Linked DNA regions of Homo sapiens: region 1 is linked to region 2. A link is a contact called in ENCODE Hi-C data. All regions are on one chromosome and are shown on one strand. The core of a region is the stretch at or near the end of the contact, and the rest is flanking DNA. Distances in the headings are between cores, read along the strand shown. Region 1 overlaps HDAC9 (histone deacetylase 9). Region 2 overlaps HDAC9 (histone deacetylase 9).

Region 1 (3,871 bases), core at 557-3,056, 48 kb after region 2:
AATTCTTAGTAACTGCAAAAACAGCAAAGGATCTGGGTTCTAATCAGTCCCTGGATGGATTTTGTGCCATTGAAAAATGAAAACAACACACTAGACTACATTCAGCAGCATGTATGATTCTGAGAAATGCATTGTCATTGCAATGTTTCAGAAGACCACTTACAACATGGGAGGATTTTATTAGGTTCAGAAATGGTAATACCATACTTTGATAATATGTAGTAATAGTATATTTTTAAGAGGCGAGAGAGTGATGAACACAAAATTTAGCATGATGATTACCTTTCAGGGGGGAAGAAGGGGGAAAACATGATTTGATAGTTACTAAAGAAGATACATATATTCCTTCATTGTAAATACATATGTATGTGCATATAGTATTTAGTACAACATATTGGAACAACCAGTAAGTATACATCAGTGAAGAAAGTAAATAAAAGATTTTGCTTATACTGTTTTAATCTGTTTTATATTTCTAAAGCCATAACTTGGCACAAATCATCTGTTTAGGTACCCTAGCTTTTCAGCTAATTGTTGAACATATTCTCTCACTGCAAACCTTTCCTTTCACCCCCACCATTAAAAAAAGAAAAACAAAACAAAACAGAGGGAAATGTGATTTAATGGAGTTTAAAAGGGTAGAGGTATTTCTTCAGGTCAGTGACAGGACATTCACCTCCAAATCTGGAAAGACGAGTTCAAAAGCAAGCAGTGACTTACCTCATAATGAATTAATTGTGTGCCTGAACTATGATCCAAAAGGCCAGGTGGGCAGACCTTTATGCACTGATGAGTAGCCTCTCTGTGGCCCAGAACAAAAAATGCAACCCTGATGGCTAACATGTGGTTTTCTGCTGTATTGCATTTACAGAGATCTATGGTGTAATTCATTCTCGATAGGTGAGGAGACAGCGGAATTTAGACTAAGACTGTCAGCAAATTAATATCCTAGCTTTTTAGCACTAAATGTTTCCACCCAAACTGGAGAAAAGAAAAAAAAAATTTCTTAGCCATAGTTGAGTAACCATCATTTAGAATTTAGGATGATTTTTACAGATGTCTCCTAAGATTGATAGTAGTACGGGATTTCATAGCAACAAATATTTTGGGGGTATGAATTATTTGCATAATATATTGCACTCTAAAAAAATGGTTGCATACTTTACCGTTTACAAAATTGGCTTATTTTACTGTTTTTGCTTAAGCAACACTGGTAAGTTTTCGTATTAAAGTAGTGTATATTTGAATGAAGTCTTTATTTTATGGCCTGTAAGTAGAAAAGCATGTCACCTAATTCAGAGCCCATGTAAATGAATGGGATTCTATCCTATTGTGCTGCTTCAGAAGTAGGAAAGTCAGGCTATATCTAAAGATCTTGAGCCCTAGATGAAAACAAAATTTTCTATCTTGTAATTCACATGTCCTGCCTAATTTAGATAAAGGGAAGACAGAAGTAGGAGGAGAATTTACTCATAAATTGAGGTTCAGGAAATAGCACATTGTAGTAGAATGTATGGGTGTTCCATTCAGAAGACTCAGCCTGAACCTGGCTCCAAAACCGGCTACCTTGTCATCATTGGTCAAGTTGTCAGACTTCCCCTGACCCCCAGATTCCTGATCTAGGAGAAGGTAGTACCGTAATACCTACACTAGCAGCTTTGTTTTAAGGAATCAGTGTTTGGAAGGCAGGTGGTAAATTGTGAAGTTCGGAACAAGTTCATTTTTTGTTGTTATTATCAGCGCTGACTCCTGGTAGGGAAAACTCATTAGCATGTTTGTCTTCAAGCCAGCAGCTCTCATGTGAGAGTGAGTCTCCATCTGCTCTGACCACTTCTGTTCCATTTCTTCTATTTCCTACATATGCTCAGTCCCAGAACTCAGATTGTTGGAGCTACTTGCTTTACTCATTTGTAAACTTGGTTGGGGAGCTGAAACCTCAGGGGTTTCTATTTCCAACTCCAGTCAAGGATGTCTTTACCTATCTAGTTACTTTATTGTTAATACTGTGGGCCTGTGGGTTCAAATATGTTTCCATGGATATCAACACTATTACTTTAGATTCAGTAGATTTATTTGATAGCTATTTTAACGGTAGCCAAGCTGCTGGTTTATTTCTAGTTGAACATTAGTGGCTGTCTCTGCTATGCTATTTTTTAAAATAAATTTTCCAGCAGATACAAATGCTTTTAAAAAAGGATTCTAATAATAAGGTTAAGTGTTCTAAAATCATCTGTAATGTCACTTGTTTTGCCCCAATCTCACATGACTCATCTGCCTGTTGTTTCATAATAGTTGTTGTGACATTTGCAGTAAATGTTATGCTCCCTTCTGAGTGGGTGTAGAGCTGTGGTTTTAGATAGCAGCAAATAAAACACGTTCCCCCCACCCCCAATTCAGGGAAAGGAGGTTGCTATGACAAAATAATCATTTACTAGGAATAACATGAGTCAATATTTTAAAGTAAGATCTTTAACAAAACATCAGTGCCTTTCAAATGCTAAGGAAACTCTGTCAAATGATCTTTCTTTTTTTGTTTTTTGTTTTTTGTTTTTTGGTCTCACAATATGTCTCACCATTTTATAGTAACACCTTCTTTGGTGTCCAGTAAAATGAAAACTTGAGAGATTTCTACTGCTTCAACAATTTTTTTAATTACGTGGAGATTTTAATTTTCTATGAGCTATCTGAAAGAAGAGTAGAAAATAAATACAATCTTGAAAAATCCCATGAAAACCATAGGCAAATATTAAATGATTGAGGCTTTTCTTTTTTAAAACGTGGCTATGTTCTTTTTAGATAGCCTGGATTCAGGGACTTGGGACCTTGTAAAGCCAAAGCTGATTGACACTCATAAGGATGTCTTCCTGTATGCCATTCTAATAGACACACATGTTACCTGATAGAGCTGGGCAGAGGTGCTTCAGTCTCAGGCTGAAGGTTCTGAAGTCCAGGGAAGTTGGGTGCTGCCCAGGGTTACAAGCTATGAGTGGGAGAGCTCAAGTATAAGACACTTAGGCCAGACTTCGTTTCACAAGTCCAGGCTGCTCCTCACCAAAATTCTGTGTGTATATATATATTTTTTCTTTTTCTGATTCTCATGCATATTGTAGATAATTTGGAATATACAGTAAACTGAAAATTCTATATCCACATTTCTGTGAGCTTTTTAAAATGTGAGTGATTACTGGCCAGGCATGGGGGCTCACATCTATAATCTCAGCAATTCGGGAGGCTGAGGTGGGAGGATAACTTGAGGCCTGGAGTTTAAGACGAGCCTGGGCAACATAGAAAGACCCTGTCTCTACAGGGAGAAAAAAAAAAACCTAACAAACATTAGCCAGGAGTTTGAGCCCAAGAGTTTGAAGTTACAGTGGGCCTTGATCGCACCACTGCACTGCAGCCTGGGCGACAGAGCAAGATCCTGTCTTAAAAAAAAAAAAAAAAAAAAAAAAAAAAAGGAAAAGTAGGTAATTATTTACATAACTAGTATAACTAGCATTCTGTCAAGGGCTATCATTGACTTTTTTGTCTTCTTAAGAGTAAGAAAAGTATTTGTTTATCTTCTTCTCTTTCCCTTCCTCCTTTTTTCCCTGCCTCCCTCCCTCCTTCCTTGGTTCCTTCTCTCCATCTCCTTTCCCCACTTTCATTTTCCTTGCTCCTGGAGGCATCATTCTCTCCCGTGTTCTTGTTTATATGAATTTTTACATCATATATATTTTTTACTTTGCATCCATGAGTTTTAATGGGATATAAATGGCACAATGTTATCTGCATCATTCCATTTTCTTGCTTTTATCACTAAGCCTGTGTTTTTACATCCAGACACCATGTCTTTATGGATGCAGAAGTCCAATGGTGTGCTTTCAATCAC
Region 2 (3,489 bases), core at 792-3,291:
TGTTGGGTATCCCTTATCTGAAATGCCCGGGACCAGAAATATATCAGATTTTGGATTTTTTTTTCTGGATTTTGGAATATTTACATATCTGTACATAATGAGAGTCTTGGAGATGGGACTCAAGTCAAAAATATAAAATTCATTTATATTTCATATACACCTTATACACATAGCCTGAAGGTAATTTTATACAATATTTCCAATAGTTTTGTGCTTCAAACAAAGTTTGGGTACATTGAACCATCAGAAAGGAAAGGTGTCATTGTCTCAGCCACCCATGTGGACAATCTCTGGTTGTTTGGCATCACTGTTGTTGCTGAGTCTGAATGTGAGGAACATGCCATTGGCATGTCTTGCCCACACACACACCATTTTGTTATCTTTTGTGGGTGTGCTTATGTGGGGGAATCTGGGCGTGTGTGAAAAAAATATATTGCAGCTGAAAGGGGGCTGGAAGGGTCTTTTTTCCCATGGTGAAGCTGACTAAACTTTGTGCTGTGTGCCTGCATTTTGACTGGAACTCATCACATGAGGTCAGGTATGGAATTCTCCACTTGTGGCATCATGTCAGTGCTCAAACTATTTCAGATGCTGGAGCATTTAGGATTTTGGATTTTCAGATTAGGGATGCCCAACCTATAATAATAATAATTAAAATCAGTAGGGTTCAAACTTAAAAACTAAATTTTATGTACGTTATGAATATGCGGCTGAAGAGAGATATTCTCTCTCTTACATATGAGGAAGTATGGCTCCGAGTAGTTTAGTAACTTGTCCGGATTTCATATCTACTAATGTCAGAACCTAAGGAGAACTCAAGGTCTTTAGTTACTCCTCAGTGTGCACATTTACTATAGTTCATAGATATATATTTCTCAGTCTGAGTGGAAATAGACATCTCAAGATGGCTATTAAAAAAGAATGCTTCAGGCTGGGCAAGGTGGCTCACACCCGTAATCCCGGCAGTTAGAGAGGCCAAGGTTGGAGCATCACTTGAGGCCAGGAGTTTGAGACTAGCCTGGGGAACATGGCAAGACTTTGTCTCCACTAAAAATGATAATTTTAAAAAATTAGCCAGGAGTGGTTGTATATGCCTGTAATCCTAGCAACTTAAGAGGCTAAGGTGGGAGTATCGCTTGAGCCCAGGAGATTGAGGCTGCAGTGAGCTATAATGGTGCCACTGCAATCCAGCCTGGGCAACAGAGTGAGACCCTGTCTCAAGAATAAAAATAAAAATAAAAAAGAGTGCAAGAATGCATCATATTCATGTCATTCATTGTTTGAGAGTGAATTCAAGGGATTCAGAAAGCTAAACAATAGTGCATTAAAATGAAGTTTTGTGGAAGTGGTTTCTTCTTGACCAGTGTCTTTAATCTAAAAGCTTTTATGTGCTGAATGAAAGAATAAAGCTTCTGCTATTTTGATATTTTGAGAGACTATATGTATATAATATATTCTACATATTATGAATATATACATTGCATTAGTCTATTGAGAACTTGCTCTGTAAGATTTTGAAATTTTTAGCATTTGTTTACTTCAGGTAAACTTCCCCCAAATTAATTTAATATCTCACCATTCTGTATTTGCGTTGATTATTTTTACACCATTTTTTAGGCTAAGAATGGAAGATTTCAGTTGTTCATTTATAATGTGAGGGACTTTGTAAAATAGGCTTCTGGGCAGTCCCTACCTTTTCCTGTTTGTATGTTCAAAGAAAAGTCATTAAGGGAACTAAAGATTTAATTAAAGGAAATGGGAAGACCTGAGTGAATTTAACAGTTAGTTTTGATAGGGATGCACAGATAATGGAGCTACCTAAAACTTGCCTGTTGATGACGTTAAGACCTTCACTGCATTAGTTGCTTGTCCTTAGATTTCAATGATTTACAGAAAAAGTGGGTACAAATATGAACTAAATACAAACAAGTTCCAAAAGCTCATAACATTTCAGTTTTGGTCAGTGATGACTATGAAGCCTAAAGAAATTGCACACTCTCATGTCTTTCTCTTCTCGCAAGTTGCAACAGGAACTTCTAGCCATAAAACAGCAACAAGAACTCCTAGAAAAGGAGCAGAAACTGGAGCAGCAGAGGCAAGAACAGGAAGTAGAGAGGCATCGCAGAGAACAGCAGCTTCCTCCTCTCAGAGGCAAAGATAGAGGACGAGAAAGTAAGAGGCACCAGGGTAAACGATGGACTCTCTTTCCTCATCGTTAGCTGATCATTATTCAGAACAAAGCCTGATAAAGAGTGCGGTTAGACTCGTCAAAATTATCTGTGTTTAATTAAAAGCATAGATTACAGACCCAACTGTAAAGTTTTGACATTTACATACCAGCTCACATCATTGAGTCTGCAGAGCGTCTCAAGAAGCAAACGTAACATTATCTGGCAAAGGTGCTGATTTCTGTTGTTTTGAACCTTAAAAATAATGTAATTCTAAAGCAGTCTAATATATGCCATCTTGTTTAATAATCAGCTTGTATCCACATCTCCTGACTATGCCTTCCTTACTCCTGGCCAAGTAATAATTGCTCTCTAAGTAAAGCCTTGCCTCCATTTAGTTTTGGCATACTCAAACTTTGAGAAGATTTAAGACATAACACATGCAAAAGAACTATCCACAAGAGGGAGACAGATCCAAATAATTCCCCTGTATTAGGTCAGTTCAAAATCAGGTCGTAGCAAAGTTTAAAATTTGATGACTTGAACTGGAATTGTCAGCAATATTTATTTGTTTAATGCTCAAAGGGTTTTTTTAAAAACTAAGGTTTTCAAACTAGCAACTCAGAAAAGATTATTTTAATGTGTTTAAGGGATTTAATATGGATCTAATCCCTCAAGATAACTTGATTATTAAAATACAGTGTTTTGTTCCTCTGCAGTATTTTTTAAACTTAAAAAAGTTGATTTTGGGAATTCCCTCTTTGCAAAAGTAATTAAAGAAATAGCTGAAAGTCTTTTGAAAATTTGCAATTTAAGTAGTATTTATAAAGCATTACTGTACTATTTTCTAAAGCATATTTGGACTGTGGTTTCTTCTTTTAATAGGAAAACTTTATGTGCTGTGACCAGCGATTTTACTTCTTAATCTTTGTCAAATATTCTAGAGGCATGAGAGGACAAAACTCACCATCAACATCTGTTTCTGTGTGTGTATGTGTGTGTGTGTGTGTGTGTGTGTGTGTGTGTATTTCAGGGGCAGTGGCAAGTACAGAAGTAAAGCAGAAGCTTCAAGAGTTCCTACTGAGTAAATCAGCAACGAAAGACACTCCAACTAATGGAAAAAATCATTCCGTGAGCCGCCATCCCAAGCTCTGGTACACGTATGTTCAGTGTTTGGCTGTTTTCATTCCTGGGGTAAAGAACACAGGTTCTGTATTTAGCCGACCTGGGTACACATCCTTAGCCTGCCATTTCTCAGCTGTCTGGCTGTGGGCAAGTTCCTTCAGTTCTCTAAGGATCAGTTTCCTTCTCCATAAAAAGA

Evidence for each region. Hi-C counts contacts between places; a loop is a spot of excess contacts on that map. Pooled maps may share reads with other maps.
Region 1: a map of aorta shows a loop between it and region 2 (2.4-fold over the local background). The contact joins two enhancer-like sites. A Hi-C loop is called at or near these places in 3 of 168 maps with a recorded cell type or tissue (aorta, breast epithelium and cardiac septum), 1 of 37 single-sample maps with no recorded cell type and 4 of 50 pooled maps.

What each region holds. Positions count from the first base shown.
Region 1 is chr7:18,636,930-18,640,800 of GRCh38, forward strand. The region is part of intron 8 of HDAC9 (histone deacetylase 9); the gene reads left to right. Among named protein-coding and RNA genes, the nearest start is that of HDAC9, 140 kb to the left of the region's middle. Within about 2 kb of position 1,807, at least 3 of the 41 ENCODE cell types and tissues checked have a DNase peak (open chromatin) inside an H3K27ac peak, as active enhancers do.
Region 2 is chr7:18,588,315-18,591,803 of GRCh38, forward strand. HDAC9 (histone deacetylase 9) reads left to right here. Exons shown (of 26, transcript NM_178425.4): 4 at 2,022-2,172; 5 at 3,202-3,328. Among named protein-coding and RNA genes, the nearest start is that of HDAC9, 94 kb to the left of the region's middle. Within about 2 kb of position 2,042, at least 2 of the 41 ENCODE cell types and tissues checked have a DNase peak (open chromatin) inside an H3K27ac peak, as active enhancers do.